2 separate regions of the Homo sapiens genome follow, and region 1 is linked to region 2. A link is an interaction called in ENCODE POLR2A ChIA-PET data of the cell type or tissue named here. Cell type or tissue: PC-3. All regions are shown on one strand. Each heading gives the region's core, and the rest is flanking DNA. Links, peaks and the distances in the headings are about the cores only. Region 1 holds the start of LOC124903390 (a long non-coding RNA gene). Region 2 overlaps RCOR1 (REST corepressor 1).

The links. ChIA-PET counts read pairs that join two places held together with the same protein. Peaks named below come from ENCODE experiments on the same cell type or tissue, not always from the same donor. Only the 100,000 strongest peaks of a DNase experiment are listed, where the experiment ranks them.
Region 1: POLR2A ChIA-PET joins it to region 2 with 11 read pairs; 3 of 35 experiments call an interaction of 5 or more read pairs at or near these places.

Annotation. Positions count from the first base shown.
Region 1 is chr14:102,740,511-102,750,749 of GRCh38, reverse strand. It overlaps LOC124903390 (a long non-coding RNA gene), which reads right to left and starts at 8,033. Exons shown (of 2, transcript XR_007064356.1): 1 at 7,040-8,033. RefSeq lists an enhancer at 164-998 and a silencer at 3,808-3,981. In PC-3, for the core only: no CTCF peak of the experiment used is centred there; no DNase peak of the experiment used is centred there.
Region 2 is chr14:102,639,050-102,647,049 of GRCh38, reverse strand. The region is part of intron 2 of RCOR1 (REST corepressor 1); the gene reads right to left. Among named protein-coding and RNA genes, the nearest start is that of RCOR1, 50 kb to the right of the region's middle. In PC-3, for the core only: no CTCF peak of the experiment used is centred there; no DNase peak of the experiment used is centred there.

The DNA.
Region 1 (10,239 bases), core at 1,252-9,251, 100 kb before region 2:
GGAGACCCCCTGGGAACATCTCCCAGAAAAACCGCCTGTGCCCAGCTCCTGGCCCTGACTCTGCTCTTTAGGGCGCAGGATGGGCCCCGCGGCCATCTGGACAAGGGTGTAAGAAGAGACTGCACACCAGCTCGGGAGTCTTTAGAACCCACCTCTGTCACAGCCTGGGCTGTGAACCCAGGGGACTGGGCCCCAGCACCCCGCACCGGCCTCGGCACACAGGAACGACTCAGCACGCACCGAGGAAGGGACATCAACGAGCTGAGAAATGTCGCTGTGCTGAGCTGCGCTCATAACCAGTGGATTCCTGGTGTATTATTATTTGTTGATTGTTGATGTAATTTTTCTTGATTTGCTGATTATTATTTGTTGATTCTGGGTTTGCACAGCCACAAATATTCAGATATCTCAAACCCCACTCCCTGCTGCTTCTTGCTAATTCAAGCAAAACCAAAATGCTGAGCCTGTGTGCACACGGTGCCTCCCTGGCACCATGTGAGCCGATAATGGATGGAAGAGGCCCTGCCCCCACCTGCTCTGGGCAAACAAACAGAACAATTAGCCAGAAAGAGTTCGCCAGGCGGGAGGGTCAGCTGCGGCAGCCATGTCCGTTCTGACTAGCTCCCAGAACATTCCACAGCCGAGGCACCATGATTAGGGGGCCCCCTCCATGCAGGCGCCACTGCGGCTGCAGGGACCGAGGCCGCGGGGACCGAGGCCACAGGGACAGGCACTAATGGCAGCCACAGGCCACTCCCCTTGACCCCTCTCCAGCGACTCAGCCCCCGGGATTAGCCCCCAAGATGCTGCCTGGGCTGTCTCAACAAACAGTGAAAAGGTAATGCAAAACAGGAACACCAAGAGCTGTCCCCGCACAGGCTCAGGGCTGCTCAAAGCTGGCCAGGCTGCTGTCACGCAGGGAGGTGTGGGATGCCTGGCAGTGGCCCGCTGCTCCCCTAGGATGGCAGTGGTGGCTGTGTGGCAACACATATAGCTTGTGTGCAAAGCCCTGCTTCTCAGCACACCGATTCCTGCAGGTAGGACTTGCCTCGATTGTCGTCCCCAAGCATGGCCTGGTCCACACCGCACGGCTGGACCCAAGCACCTGGCTCTGGGGAGAAGCAGCTGAAGGGGCTGGGAACGCAGCGCCAATCTCTGCTGCAGGAGAGGGCGGGTGCTGCACGAAGTTTCAGGGACCCTCCTCCAGGCCTTGCAGGGGCGTGTGACAGCCGCGGTCCCGGCTGTGCTGGGGAGGAGAGGCTTCCAGGGCCAGAGAGGCTGGGAGAGGTGTTTACAGGAGCCGAAAGTGCTAAAAATAGCGGGGGCCTTGCCCCTGAAGCCACTCCACCTGACCACCCGGCAGGTGCTGGGACAGGAATAGGCAAGCAGACCCCAGAGGGACAGGCATAGGGCAACCCCCTCTCAAGGGTGGGGGGGTTGCCTACTGGGAGCAGAGGATGAGCTGGGCAGAGGGCCCAGGCCCCTGGAGCTCTGGAGCTGAGCTGCAGGAGGAGTGAGGACGGGAGCCCCAGTTCTGCTGGCAGCTGGGAAGCAGGCCCCAAACAACCAAGGGTCAAGCCACACGGACTCAAGGGCCCACCGAGGTCCCAGAGCCCCAGTGGACTTCAGAGCCAGAACTAGTGGTCTCCAGGCCACACACAGGCTGTGTGTCAGGCTCACTAACGCACCTCTCAGGCGCAGCCTCCTCTCTCACACCATGGGTGCCACGCAGCCCTCCCAGGGTGATGGGAAGGTGTGTGCTGCAGACAGCGGGTGGCTGGACCTGGAGCCTGGCTGAGGGGGTCAACAGAGGACTAGCCCCTGTGGCCAATGTTTCCGGGGCAGGGACAGCAGTGTGAAGGGAGTTGAAAGGTAGATAAGGCCAGGCACAGTGGCTTGAACCTGTCTGTAATCCCACCACTTTGGGAGGCTGAGACGGGCAGATCACTTGAGCAGCCTGGGCAATATAGCAAGACCCTCTCTCTACAAAAGATAAAAAAATTAGTCCTTGTGGGCTGGGCGCGCTGGCTCACGCCTGTAATCCCAGCACTTTGGGAGGCCAAGGCGGGCAGATCACCAGAGGTCAGGAGATCGAGACCATCCTGGCTAACACGGTGAAACCCCATCTCTACTAAAAAAATTAGCCGGGCGTGGTGGTGGGCGCCTGTAGTCCCAGCTACTTGGGAGGCTGAGGCAGGAGAATGGCGGGAACCCGGGAGGCGGAGCTTGTAGTGAGCCAAGATTGTGCCACTGCACTCCAGCCTGGGTGACAGAGCAAGACTCCGTCTCAAAAAAAAAAAAAAAAAAAAAATTAGTCCCTGTGCCGGGAGCGGTGGCTCACGCCTGTAATCCCAGCACTTTGGGAGGCCGAGGCGGGCGGATCACAAGGTCAGGAGTTCAAGACCAGCCTAGCCAACATGGTGAAACCCCATCTCTACTAAAAATACAAAAATTAGCTTGGTCTGGTGGCACGCACCTGTAGTCCCAGCTACTCAGGAGGATGAGGCAGGAGAATCTCTTGAACCCAGGAGGTGGAGGTTGCAGTGAGCCGAGATCGCACCACTGCACTCCAGCCTGGGCGACAGAGCGAGACTCTGTCTCAAAAAACACAACAAAAAAAATTAGTCCTGGTGGCACATGCCTGTGGTCCCCAGCTACTCAGGAGGCTGAGGTGGGAGGACCACTTGAGCCCAGGAGGTTGAGGCTACAGTGATTTCACCACTGCACTCCAGCCTGGGCAACCGATTGAGACCTTGTCTCAAAAACAGAAAAAAAAAAGAAAGGTGGACGAGAGCTGGGCCATGTGAATGGGTGAGGCAGGTCATGAGTGTGTCAGTCCTAGGTCACAGAGGGGACAGAGTCTGGGACCCCCATCCAGGCCCCCCAGGCACAGCCGGTGTCCCTGGATAGCTGATAAGAATAGGCCTCTGCATGCTGGTTTTTCAGTCCAAAACATCTTGGAAGTGACATGCTCTGCAAGCTAAAAAGGCTCAGTCACCAAAATACAGCAGCCAGGGCGCCAGACAGCCAGTGTAGCGGGCCGGGCCACACTCTTGGACATACAGCTCATGTTTTCAAAATATCACACCTTATGACCATTCCTAGCATGGCCAGAAGAGCAGGGGTGGGGGTGGGGATTGGCCTTCCATTGTCTTCGCAAGTGTGAGCAGCGGCTCCAGGTCTACAGTCAAGAGGCCCGAAACAGCAGGCACCTGGGAACGGGCACAGGCAGACGGTCTGGGGCTAGGGCTGCGCCGTGCACATCACCAGAAGGTGCAGATTTGGGAGCAGGAGAACCCCACATGCCCCCTCAAGAAGCTGACTCACAGGCTAATTTGCTGTCCCCAAGAAGCCATTCCCTCTCCAGGGCATCAGGCATCCATTGAGCACAAACCGTGGTGTCACAGGCGTCAGCGTTCATGCACGGGGGCCGCTGCAGGTGAGAAACTCCTTGCGCTGGCAAAGCTGCCCATGGGCGGAAGCACAAGCCCCACCCTTCAGCCAGCAGGCGTGGGACTCCCTGCGTACCAGCCCCTGGCTAGGTATGGAGGAGGCAGACAGGATGGAGGAGAGGGGAGGGGAGGGGAGGGCGCATCCACGCGCCCAGGGACGCACATATACACACATGTACACATACACATACACACATATATACACACATAAACACACATATACACATACACATAGACACACACACACATATACACATACACAGACACACACACACACACGCACACACGTCCTGGCTGCCTCCACAGTCACTCCTGCTAGTTCGTGTACCCGAGGAACCGCCACGTACACACCCAGCAGGCAGCTGCCTGGGGCCTATGTTCGCTGTGTAGGCCTCATATCACCCGGCCGTAGAGACAACCCCGAGAGTCAGCCCAGGAAATGGTGGGGAGGACAAGTATCTCCTGCTGACATCAGGCTCAGAGGCGGAACCCCCACCTCAGGACCTGCCCCACCCGTGCCTGGCCCTCCAGAGCAGACCTCCTCCCCCAGCCCAGAAGCAGGCTCCCTGGACCGTGAGTCCCTGCCCGGCTCTTCCTGCAGGGACTCAGAGTGGCCCGGGTGGCCCTGGCCATGCAGAGATGGGCACTGGGACCACCCCTGCTCCTTCCCTCCAAGCCCTGGCTCAGCCTGCTTCCCCTGCTTCCCAGACACCGTCGCCTCCACCCTGCCTGGTCTGACTGTCTTGATCTTTTAATCGGAGGGTTTGTTTCACCCACGTGGGATTTCGGCTGGAGTTAAGGTAGAGTGGGGTCCGCCATGTTAATATTTATTTTGTCTCATCTCTTTTGGTTTGTCTATTGCTCCTTTCCTGCCTTCTTTTGTGTTAATACAATATTTTTTAGTATTCCACAATTTCCTATTGGATTTCTGGCTATATGTGTTTGCATTATTGTTTTTTAGTGATGGCACTGGAGGTGAAAATGTGCATTTTAACTAATCCCAGTCTTCTCAGAATTAGAATTGAATTACTTCAAGTAAAATAGAGCAGTAGAATATTTCCACCTGCGCCATCGCCAGGGCTGCTGCAGTCATCTACCACATCTACTTATTATACATACAAAATAAAGCATTCTTATTTTCGCTTTAAATAGTAAAGTCAGGGCTGGTCACAGCGGCTCACGCCTGTAATGCCAGCTCTTTGGGAGGCCGAGGTGGGAGGACTGCTTGAGCCCAGGAATTTGAGACCAGGCTGGGCAACAGGTGAGACCCTGTCTCTACTAAAAATAAAAGAATTGGCCGGGCACGGTGGCTCACGCCTGTAATCCCAGCACTTTGAGAGGCCGAGGCAGGCGATCATGAGGTCAGGAGATTGAGACCATCCTGTCTAACACGGTGAAACCCTATCTCTATAAAAATACAAAAAATTATCCGGGCGTTGTGGTGGGTGCCTGTAGTCCCAGTTACTTGGCAGACTGAGGCAGGAGAATCAATTGCTTGAACCCGGGAGGTGGAGGTTGCAGTGAGCTGAGATTGCGCCACTGCACTCCAGCCTGGGCAACAGATTGAGACTCCATCTCAAAATAATAATAATAATTATTATAATTACATAATAATTATAATAATAATTATTATTTTATTATTATTATTATGACAAGCCTGGCCAACATGGTAAAACCCCATCTCCACTATTTATTTATTTATTTATTTCTAAGACAGAGTCTCTCTCTGTCGACCAGGCTGGAGTGCAGTGGTGCAATCTCAGCTCACTGCAACCTCCAAGTTCAAGCGATTCTCCTGTCTCAGCCTCCCAAGTAGCTCGGCTTACAGACGTGCACCACCACACCTGGCTAATTTTTGTATTATTAGTAGAGACGGGGTTTCACCATGTTGGCCAGGCTGGTCTCAAACTCCTGACCTCAAGTGATCTGCCCACCTCGGCCTCCCACAGTGCTGGGGTTACAGGCGTGAGCCACCACACCGGGCCTATTTATTTTTTGAGACAGTCTCACTCTGTTGCCCAGGCTGGAGTGCAGTGGTATAATCTCAGCTCACTGTAACCTCTGCCTCCTGGGTTCAAGCAATTCTCCCCCCTCAGCCTCCCGAGTAGCTGGGATTACAGGCGCCCACCACCATGCTCAGCTAATTTTTTTGTATTTTTAGTAGTTTCACCATGTTGGCCAGGCTGGCCTCGAACTCCTGACCTCAAGTAATCCACCTGCCTTGGCCTCCCAAAGTGATGGGATTACAGGCGTGAGCCACCACGCCCAGCCTCATCTCTACTAAAAATACAAAAATTAGCCAGACATGGTGGTGGGTGCCTGTAGTCCCAGCTACTCAGGAGGCTAAGGCAGGAGAATCACTTGAACCCGGGAGGTAGAGGCTGCAGTGAACTGAGATTGCACCATTGCATTCCAGCCTGGGTGATAGATTGAGACTCCATCTCAAAAAAAATTTTTTAAAAAAATAAAAGAATTAGCTGGGTGTGGCTGGGCGCAGTGGCTCACGCCTGTAATCTCAGCACTTTGGGAGGCCAAGGCAGGCGGATCACGAGGTCAGGAGATCAAGACCATCCTGGCTAACATGGTGAAACTCCGTCTCTACTAAAAAAAAAAAAAAAAAAATTAGCCAGGCGTGGTGGCGGGCGCCTGTAGTCCCAGCTACTTGGGAGGCTGAGGCAGGAGAATGGTGTAAACCTGGGAGGCAGAGCTTGCAGTGAGCCAAGATCGCACCACTGCACTCCAGCCTGGGAGACAGAGCGAGACTCCGTCTCAAAAAAAAAACACAAACAAATAAAGAATTAGCTGGGCATGATGACATGCACCTGTAGCCCCAGCTATTGGAGGCTGAGGCAGGATGATTGTTTAAGCCCAGGAATTTGAGGTTGCAGTCAGCTATGATTGCGTCACTGCAGTCCAGCCTGGGCAACAGACTGAAACATTATTTCTTAAAGAAAATAATTATAACAAGGCCGGGTGCGGTGGCTCACGCCTGTAATCCCAGCACTTTGGGAGGCCGAGGCGTGGATCACGAGGTCCTCCCAGTGGATCACGAGGTCAGGAGATCGAGACCATCCTGGCTAACATGGTGAAACCCCGTCTCTACTAAAAATATAAAAAATTAGCCGGGTGCAGTGGTGGGCGCCTGTAGTCCCAGCTACTCAGGAGGCTGAGGCAGGAGAATGGCGTGAACCCAGGAGGCGGAGCTTGCAGTGAGCGGAGATCACGCCACTGCACTCCAGTCTGGGCAACAGAGCAGAGCGAGACTCCGTGTCAAATAAAAAAAAAAAAAAAAAGAAAAAAAAATAATGATAACAAATAAATAAATAGTAACTTTTTTTTTTTTTTTTTTTTGAGACGGAGTCTTGCTCTGTCACCCAGGCTGGAGGGCAGTGGTGCGATCATAGCTCACTGCAGCTTCAAACTCCCAGGCTCAAGAAATTCTCCTGCCTTGGCCTCACAAAGTGCTGGGTTGCCACCAGCCCCCCATCTGGTTTTTTATTAATATGTCTACCCACATATGTACCCTTCTGTTGCTATTCATTTCTATCTGTAGAACTGAGATGCCATCTAGGGTCATTTCCACTTACCCCAAATTTGCTTTGGCATTTCTTTCTTTCTTTCTTTCTTTTTTTTTCTTTTTGAGACGGAGTCTCGCTCTGTCGCCCAGGCTGGAGTGCAGTGGCGCGATCTCTGCTCACTGCCAGCTCATGTATAGTTTTGCGGTCAGCCAGAGATTTAGCAAAGCTTATATGCCGATTTTGGGTCTCATCCCTTCTGCAATTCTCTCATGTCAGAGTTTCTGCCAGTTTTTCTTCCAGCTCTGTATATTAAAGAAAATAGAGAAAACAATGGGCAAGATATATGACAAGATAAAAATATTTCAGTGGAGACTTAGTCTATAAAAAGCCATTCTAGGACGGGAGTGGTGGCTCATGCCTGTAATCCCAGCACTTTGGGAGGCCAAGGTGGGCAGATCACAAGGCCAGGAGTTCGAGACCAGCCTGCCCAATATAGTGAAGCCCCACCTCTACTAAAAACACAAAAATTAGCCAGACATGGTGACGGGTACCTGTAATCCCAACTACTTGGGAGGCTGAGGCACGAGAATCACTTGAAACTGGGAAATGGAGGGTGCACAGTGAGCTGAGATCAAGTCACTGCACTCCAGCTGGGCAACAAGAGTGAAACTCTGTCTTGAAAAAAATAAAAATAAATAAATAAAAGGCCATTCTAGTAGTGCAATATAAAACATCTGAAATTGAGAACTAATTGCATGGGTTTGATAGCAGCCAGGACATAGAGACGGTAGAATTAGGGAACTCAAAGACAGGTCAGTATAAGATATCCAATCTGAAGCACACAGAGAAAAATACTGCGGGGAAAACAAAAATTGAGCATCAGAGACATATGTGAAATGTAGACCTGCAGCCCCTGAAGGTGACAAAAGACAGAAAGGGACATAGCAGTAGTTAAAGCAACAATGACCAAGTATTTTTGAAGCCTGATTAAATATGTCAACTTGCCGGGCACAGTGGCTCATACCTGTAATCCCAGCATTTTGGGAGGCCAAGGCGGGTGGATCCCCTAAGGTCAGGAGTTCAAGACCAGCCTGGCCAACATGGTGAAAACCTGTCTCTACAAAAAAAAAAAAAAAATTAGCCAGGCATGCTGGCGGGTGCCTATAATCCCAGGTACACAGGAGGCTGAGGCAGGAGAATTGCTTGAACCCGGTGGGCGGAGGTTGCAGTGAGCCAAGATCATGCCATTGCACTCCAGCCTGGGCAACAGAGTGAGATTCCATCTCAAAATAAATAAATAAATATATCAACTCAGCTGGATGCAGCGACTCATGCCTGTAATCCCAGAACTTTGGGAGGTCAAGGCAGGTGGATCTCTTGAGCCCAGGAGTTCAACACCAGCCTGAGCAACATGGTGAAACACTGTCTCTACAAAAAATTTAAAATTTGCTGAGCATGGTGGCACGTGCCTCTAGCCCCAGCTACTTGGGAGGCTGAGATGGGAGGATCACTTGAGCCCAGGAGATCAAGGCTGCAGTGAGCCCTGATTGTGCCACTGCCCTCCAGTCTGGGTGATGAAGCAAGACCCTATCTCTCTAAAATATAATAATAATAAATGAAAGGCACCAACTCACAGAGTTGAGCAGCTCAGTGAACCCCCCAGGAGCATAATGAAGCAGAACAAATGCAAAGCCACATCCAGGCAATCATCATCAACTAGATGAAAGCCCTAGACAAAGAAAAAAAATTTAAAACAGCCAGAGAAAAAAGGAATGTTGGCTGGGCGCGGTGGCTCACGCCTGTAATCCCAGCACTTTGGGAGGCCAAGGCAGGTGGATCACGAGGTCAGGAGTTTGAGACGAGCCTGACCAACACAGTGAAACCCCACCTCTACTAAAAATACAAAAATTAGCTGGGTGTGGTGGTGCATGCCTGTAATCCCAGCTACTTAGGAGGCTGAGGCAGGAGAATTGCTTGAACTCAGGAGGTAGAGTTTGCAGTGAGCTGAGATTGCACCACGGCACTCCAGCCTGGGAGACAGAGCGAGACTCTGTCTCAGAAAAAAAAAAAAAAAAAAAAAAGTAATGTTATTTTCAGAGAAGTAAAATGGTTGTGTGTTGACTTTTGCTTAAAACTATGGAAGCTAGAAGACAATGGAATTACATCCTTAATGTGCCAGAAGACAAAAATAAAACCCTAATATTTTACAAACAGAAAATTTATATTTTACATCTATCAAATATAAATGCAAAATAATGATGACTTTAGTTTTTTTTTTTTTGGCTTTTTTTTTTGAGATGGAGTCTTGCTCTGTTGCCTACGCTGGAGTGCAATGGTGCAATCTCTGCTCACTGCAACCTCCGCCTCCCGGGTTCAAGCAATTCCTCTGCCTCAGTTTCCTGAGTATCTGGGATTACAGGCACCTGCCACCATGCCTGGCTAATTTTTATATTTTTAGTAGAGATGGGGTTTCACCATGTTGGCCAGGCTGGTCTCAAACTCCTGACCTCAGGTGATCCATCTGCTCTAGCCTCCCAAAGTGCTGGGATTACAGACGTGAGCCACTGCACCCAGCCAGATTTTTTTTTTAAAGGAAAGAATTTAGCAACAGCAGACATGCACTGAAAAAAGTACTTAAGTTCTTGGGCCAGGCACAGTGACTCATACCTGTACTGCCAGCACTTTGGGAGGCCAAGGTGGGAGGACGACTTGAGGCCAGGAGTTTCAGACTAGCCCTGGCAACGTAGCAAGACCCTGTCTCTACAAAAAAAAGTTGAAAATTTAGCTGGGCTGGCCAGGCGCGGTGGCTTATGCCTGTAATCCCAGCTACTTGGGAGGCTGCGGTGGGAGAATCACTTGAACCCAGGAGATGGAGGTTGCAGTGAGCAGAGATTGTGCCACTGCACTCTTGAGCTCAGGAGTTCGAGACCAGCCTGGACAACATGGCAAAATCCTGTCTCTACAAAAAAAAATTAAAAGAAAAAAAATTAGCCAGGTGTGATTTGTGCCTGTAAGTCTCAGCTACTTGGGAGGCAGAGGTGGGAGGACTGCTTGAGCCCAGGAGGTTGAGGCTGCAGAGAACCGTGATTACACCACTGCACTCCAACCTGGGCAACAAAGCAAGACCTTGTCTCACACACAAAAAATTTAAAAATTAGCCAGTCACAGTGGCATGTGCCTGTACTTCCAGCTACTCGTAGGCGGGTTAGCAGGGGAACTGAAGTGGGAGGATCACTTGAGCCGGGAGGTCGAGGCTGTAGTGAACCATG
Region 2 (8,000 bases), core at 1-8,000:
AATATTGTTTCCTCTCAATTATCTTTTCTCTCTCTAGAACATCTAACAGTGCAGATGTTGGAGCTCCTGAACCAATCCATTAACTCTAAAGTATTCCCTTCTGTTTTGTTTTTGTATTCATCATCAATTACTAATATTATATCATAATTGCTTTAGTTGTCTCTCTTGTACATAACCGCTCTCCCTTCTCCCTCCCTCTCCCACTGTGTGTGAGCGCACGTGTGTGCACACAACCATCTGAAAAATGCAAATATCATGACAGTTCCTTTAGTATGCATCTTCTAAGCCTAAGGGCATTCTCCTCTATAACCACAGTGCTATTATCACACTTAAGCAAAAATTAATATTAATTCATTATCATTAGTATACAGTCCTTATTCACATTTCCACACTTCCTCTTCCCACCTAAATATGTTTCAGTCAAGAAGCCAATCAGGCATTGTCTTTCTCTTTTTGTCTGTCTTTGCCTACTACTTTCTGGAAGATTTCCTTGGTTTCCTATTGAAAATTTGTCCTGCAATCCTATTTTCCAAGAGCTCTTTCTTGTTCTCTGAATGGACCCCTACTTTATACCTTCTTGCTTTTATGTCATGCATTTTCTCTTAGCTCTTCAAGCTTTTTTGTTTTTTCAAATTTGAGCTTTTCTTATGCAACCTGTATTTCCTATTTCTTCACTTGGTTTCTTTTTATCTGTCTGTGTTAGACTGTTATGGCTTTTTCTTCATGTGCCTGATAATCCTTGACTGTTAAGTCACAGTTAAGAAGGAAGTACTAAAAAGTAAGTTTTAATGTCACATACACAGCTGGTGCTTATTAATGGCAAGACTCCCCTGCAAGGTGATCAGACAGGGATGTAACTGTTTCACTAAGAGCTATGGTGGATTACATTTTTCTAGAGCTGATCACATTATCTCCCACCCCATATCACCTTCTTACAGTGTGGCCAACTGACACTAAGATATGAGGTCTGTTTTCCTCCCCTAGAACCCCAGGCAAGTTGTTGACTAGAGCAGAAATGATGTGATGTAACTTCCAAGACTAAGTCATCATAAAAGGTAATACAGATTCTGCTCATCCTCCCACAGGACATACATTTGGACACAAAGCTATGTGGGCAGTCTGAGTGCCCTGAAGAAGCAGCACAAACAAATTCACACAGAGACCTTGTGGAGGCGGCTCAGCTCGGCCCTCTCCAGCTGTGCACACTGCCTTGCCTGTGCACTACTCTTCAGCTCTACCATCTGACTGCAGCCAAAGCAAGAACCTGAGCCACAATTGCCCAATCAAGCTCTTCCTAAATTCCTGACCTACAGAAATCACGGAATTATTTTAAGTCACTAACTTTTGGGGGTCATTTTTCAGGCAGCAAGACTAAGGAACAGATTTTGGCACCTGGAAGTGAGATGCTGCAACAAAAACCCAGAACTGTGCTACTGGCTTTGGGGCTGGGTGGCAGGTGGAAATTGCAAGGCCTTTAAGAGGCTATCAGCAAAAGCCTGAAGGGCCTCAACAAGGAAACTATCAGGAAAAGCTTAATAGAAACTATGAAAACTACTATTGTACATTACAGGAAAAGGGTCCCCTGTTGTCTAAGTAGTGGAAAATGTGGCCTTTAGAAATGTGGAAAACAGGAAATGCACCTAATAAACTCCATGATCTACCTAAGGATATTTCCAGGCAGAATTTTAAAAAAAGAAACAATTCTCAAAATTCTCAGTGGTAAAGAACAAACCCAGACTGTGACTGTAATACTTTCTTAAAACCTCAAAAAGATCTAAGAAGGTTCTGCACTGTCCTTTCCAAGAGACCAAGAGCCTTCTAAGGATTTTAAGATCCTCTCCATCAAACAACAGGGCTTCTAAGAATACTAAGGCTGGTGACACACAAGGAGCCCAAGGAAATGAAGGACCTACCACAAACAGGCTAAGTGTGGTTCCTGTCTAATGTAGTAGGTTACAAATTGACACAGAGAGAGCCCACAAAATTTTCAAAGGAATTATACCAGTTTGGACTGAAAGAGACAAAAACAGTACAAAATGAGGGGAAGGTTTTTTTGTTCCTCCAAAACTACCGAAAGCACAAAGGCTAAGAAAACTACTCAGCTATAAAAATCAGCCATTTCTTAGGGAAAAGGGTAACTCAGAAGACAAAACAAAATTCTCAGCAGAAACCAGAGCCTGAAACAATCATTCCCAGGCACCAGAACTGAGACCAAATCAAGGAATTGGTAACGTGTGCCCTGCTGAATTTCAGAATGGCAATGGATGAGAAACTACTGTGCCTCCTGTTTCCTCTTTTCTGGGCAGATGTGTCTACAGCAATTATCCTAAGCTTGTCCTGCCATTTTAAGTCAGAGGAAGCAACAGATTCCTTCTCTTGACGTCACATGAGTTCAGCTCTAGAGGAACCACACCTGAGGAGCTTTGGGTGGCCACAACTGGGCTTGATTCAGGTGACAAGATGCTGAACTTGAAGTTAATGCCATAGCAGGAAGGGGGAGCGATGTGATGGGAGAGGGTGTGAGCACAAGTGACAAGAAGGAGGAATGTGAATTATTGTGACCAAATGAGAAAATGTGGTAGATTGTGTTTTCCAAAGGTGGTCACAGAATGTTTCTCATGTCATCCCACAGGGACCCCTTACACTCTGACTGCAATTCCACTTCTGTACTCCTACCAAGAGATGGAATCTATGTTCCCTGCCCTTGAAGCTGACTAGACTTGTGACTACATCGGAAAGGAGCCTATGTGACTTCCGAGGCTGGGTCATGAAAAGTGAATCAGTTAATAGTCAGTTTTCTTGCGATACTTGCTTTGGAAGCCTGCACTTTCTTGTAAGCAGTCAGAGGCCATAATGTTGTGAGGAGCACAAATCAGCCCATGCTGAGACACCAGGAAGAAAGCTGTCTGGCCAGCCAAGGCCACTTCAGCACCCTACTGTTCAGCTCCAGCCACCATGTGAACACAACTTAAGTCAGAGAAACCCAAGCCAGAGCTGCCCAACTGATGTCTTCCTAAATCCTCATCACCAGAAAGTGTGAGATAATAAAACGATTGTTGTTGTTTAAAGACAATAGTAACAGCAACAGTTGTTAGGCGGTAATAACTGGAATACAGGGTAACACTCAATTGTTAGCATCTGGGCCAGTTTTCTCCCAAAGAAGAACCTTCTAATTTGCTGGAGAGTATAAGCCAGGCTATTAAGAATTCTGGAATGACCATTCAATATACAAACTTTCACTTCATAGATACGTCTCCCCCACCACGTCCAGATAGTTTCCACCCGTCCTCCCCATTTCAAGTCTAGGGTACAGCTCTGGTTCAAACTCTACCAAAAGTAAACTTGTCTTGTGCTAGGCTAGGGAAAGTCTAATTCCTGGACTGCTGGAATGAAGCATAATCTAGAGACAGGAAGAATTCCTGGAGACTTTCAGTCAGCCCATCAGCTTAGGGCCAACCACACCACACCTGGGCCTCTGAAGATACCTGGTGCCTCCACCTCCTAGGCCTTGCTGCAGTTCTGCAGCAGCAATCTGCTTCCTCCAGCATCACTACCACCGCTTTTCAGTTCTGGCAAGGTAATTACCATGCATTAATCTATTATTTCAGTTTCTAAAACATTAGTGACATCTCTATACTGCTATACTGTTTATACTATCCCATTACTCAACATTCCAAATCTCAATGTTTTTACCTTTCTTCCTTTCCTGGAAGCTCTATAAGGTTTGTTCACATCTTTTCTAATCTCTTCCATTCCTCTTTTTTTTGAGACGGAGTCTCGCTCTGTCGCCCAGGCTGGAGTGCAGTGGCATGATCTGGGCTCACTGTGCAAGCTCCGCCTCCCGGGTTCACGCCATTCTCCTGCCTCAGCCTGCCAAGTAGCTGGGACTACAGGCACCCGCCACCACGCCCGGCTAATTTTTTGTGTTTTTAGTAGAGACAGGGTTTCACCGTGTTAGCCAGGATGGTCTTGATCTCCTGACCTCGTGATCTGCCCGCCTCGGCCTCCCAAAGTGCAGGGATTACAGGCGTGAGCCACTGCGCCCAGCCAATCTCTTCCATTTCTAATGCTTAGCCTTCACTATCAAGTTTAGGACACTGTAAAATCTTTAAAATGGCCTTCCTGACTCATTCCCCCATACCCTGATCCCTCCTATACTGTGTCAGAATACTTTTCTGCCGATACTATGCTAACACAGACTAACTTTTTTTAATAGACAGGGTCTCACTCTGTCACCTAGGCTGGAGTGCAGTGGCAATGATCATAGCTCACCACAGCCTCGACTTCCTGGGCTCATGTGATCCTTCCATCTCAGCATCCCGAGTACCTGGGACCATAGGCATGTGCCACCATACCCGGCTTATTTTTATAATTTTTATAGAGACGAGGTCTCACTTTGTTGCCCAGGCTGGTCTGGAATTTCTGGGCTCAAGCGATCCTTCCCACCTCTGCCTCCCAAAGTGCTGAAATTACAGGTGTGAGCCACCATGCCCAGCCCAGATTAACTTCTGAACAAGTTTAACTATTAGTATTATCATCAAATCGGCCTAAGACTTTTTTATAAAGAGTATCTCTTCCTCCTTGTATCAACCCTATGAGACAAATATTATCACTCTTAACAAATGAAGAAACGCATTCAACAACATTCTATGGAACTGAACTGCGCTTCAATTTCCTCCTGCCAAATAATCTCAAGAATCTTAACCAGATCTAAAATTTTATTTTCTACAATTCAAAGGTAAGAAACATGAGGCACTGAATACAACTTACACTAATCAAGATCAGACACTTGTTAATACCGTCAAAGAAGTTTATTCCTTCTATCAGATTCCTTCTTTACCTATGTATTCTTTCAATTAGAGTAAGAAACTGAAAGGACAATGGACACAGACGCAGCTGGGGCACGAGGAGTAAAGGGAAAGAGGTAAAAACTAAACACGCCACAACAGAATGGAGTCACAATTCCATCAATCCCTATGTTAACCACCCTTGTCCCCAAATAATGGACCTTATCAAATCACGAGAGGTACTATCAAATATTCACCACATGAAATCCAGAAATGATGCAAGTTTTTTTAATACATGCAGATTCAGTGCTGCTCAAATTCCCATGATTTCCCTATGAAGCTACAAGTTCAAAGGTAATAAATGAAGATACAACAATCATCTTTGTAAAACCAGCCTTTCCACTGTATTTGACACACTACCCAAACCCCAAAGAAACTATGCTAGATACAGGAGGGGGCTAGACAGAAGTAACACATAGCCCCTGCTTTCTTGAAGCATACATGTTAGTGGGCAAGAAATATTAAACCTTGTGCAAGCGTCACTTTCCTTATATGAGTAAAATGGAGTTAACAGCAATTACTTCCCCAAATTGTCCTATAAAGCACCTATCATAGTAGCTGGTACAAAAAAACGGCATAAATATTATTATTTTTTTTTTAATTGAGACAGGGTCTCACTCTGTTGTTGGGACTGGAGTGCAGTGGCGACATCTTGGCTCACTGCAGCCTCAACCTCCTGGGCACAAGTGATCCGCCCACCTCAGCTTCCTGAATAGCTGGGACTAAAGGAGAACACCACCATAACCGGCTAATTTTTGTACTTTTTGTAGAGATGGGGTTTTGCCATGTTGCCCAGGTTGGTCCCGAACTCCTGGGCTCAAGTGATCCACCCGCCTCAGCCTCCAAAAGTGCTAGGACTACAGGTGTGAACCACTGTGCCCAGCTGCATAAATATTATTTATTATTGAATAACTGCTTACATAATTCTTTTCTGGTTTTCTTTTTTTTTAAGGCCGAGTCTCACTCTGCCGCAAGGCTGGAGTGCAGTGGTGCAATTTCGGGTCACTGCAACCTCCACCTTCCGGGTTCAAGCAATTCTCTTGCCTCAGCCTTCCAAGTAGCTGGGACCACAGGCACGCGCCACCAAGCCCAGCTAATTTTTTTTGTATTTTTAGTAGAGATGGGGTTTCAACATGTTGGCCAGGACGGTCTCGATCTCCTGACCTCGTGATCCACCTGCCTCAGCCTCCCAAAGTGCTGGGATTACAGGCGTGAGCCACCACACCCAGCCTCTTTTCTGTTTTTCTTCTGAGACAGGGATCTTGCTCTGTCACCCAGGCTGGAGTGCAATGGCAGTTCACTGCAGCCTCAACCTCCCTGGCTCAAGTGATCCTCCCACTTCAGACTCCAAAGTACCTGGAACCAGAGGTGCACACTACGACAGCCAGCTAATTTTTTAATTTTCTGTAAGACGGGGTTTCACTATGTTGCCCAGGCTGGGCTCAAGTGTCCCTCCTACCTCAGTCTCCCAAAATGCTGGAATTACAGGCGTGAGCCAACGTGTCCAGCCTCAAAAAATTCTTTAAATTACAATCAGATAAGGTGTTAAGTGTGATAGCCTCTGCAGAAAAGAGCTATGTGACCTCAATTACATCTCATTCTAAACTTTTTTGAAATTTAGTTATTTTACACTAATATTACATTTTTTAAAAATTAATTTTAAAAAATTGCAACCAAAATACAAGACAGGTGTCTCGATCTCCATGAGGTTTTCTTGGTTAGTCCACCAAGTCTTTGAGAGTCGGAAGAACTACCCAAGATACCTGTCATCATCTTGAAATCTGCTATGTACTTTAGGATGGATCAAGTGTTCACATCTCGTTCATACATATCTAAATACTGACTGTTTTAGCTGAAGAGGACAGGCTTAAGACACAATTATTTTAACTCATTATCTTCCATTTCAGACATTCAATTAATTAAAAACATGACTAGGCTGGGCACAGCGGCTCCCAGCACTTTAGGAGGCTGAGGTGGGCGATCTGAAATTCCGGAGTTCAAGACCAGCCTGGGCAACACGGCAAAACGCAAACTCAAATAAAAAATACATATATATATGGCTGGGTGTGGCGGCTCACGCCTGTCATCCCAGCACTCTGGGAAGCTGAGGCAGGCGGATCACCTGAGGTTGGGAATTCAAGACCAGCCTGACTAACATGGTGAAACGCCATCTCTACTAAAAACACAAAATTAGCCGGGTGTGGTGGCAGATGCCTGTAATCCCAGCTGCTCATGAGGCTGAGGCAGAGAATCACTTGAACCCAGGAGGCGGAGGTTGCAGTGAGCCGAGGTCATGCCATTGCACTCCAGCCTGGGGACAGAGCGAGACTCCGTCTCATGAATGAATGAATGAATGAATGAATGAATGAATAGGCTGAGCTCAGTGTCACACCTGTAACCCCAGCACTTTGGGAGGCTGAGGTGGGCAGATCTTCTGAGGCTGGGAGTTCAAGACCAGCCCGGCCAACATGGTGAAACTGCATCTCCACAAAACTACAAAAATCAGCCAGGCATAATGGCAGGTGCCTGTAATCCCAGCTACTAGGGAGGCTGAGGCAGGAGAATCTCTTGAACCCAGGAGGAGGAAGATACAAAGAGCCAAGATCACGCCATTGCACTCCAGCCTGGACAACAGAGCGAGACTCCATCTCAATAAATAAATAAATAAATAAATAAATAAATAAATAAATAAATAAATAAATAAAAATTAAAAAATAAATTAATTAGCCAGACATGCTGATGCATACATGTATTCCCAGCTACTGGAGGGGGAGAGCTGGGGAAGGGAAGGGGAGGAGCTGGTAAAGGGGAGGAGAAGGCTGAGGTAGGAGGATCATTTGTGTCCAGGAGGTCCAGGCTGCAGTGAAACCTGATCATGTCACTGTAGTCCAGCCTGGGTGACAAAAAGAGATCTTGTCTCAAAAAAAAAAAAAAAAAAGAAAGAAAGAAAACAAAGAGTAGTTGGTTCTCCTAGAAGGAATTTATACAACTTCACAGTTTTAATTCCAAATTACGCTGTTTAGTTACCTTCACCGCACAAAAGAAAACCATCCAAATGCTTTTTAATGGGAAAATCTTAATACATTACAAGCTAGATCTGCCTAGCAACAAGTTATAAACTTATGTCATCCTACTTATGTTCCCATGGATACA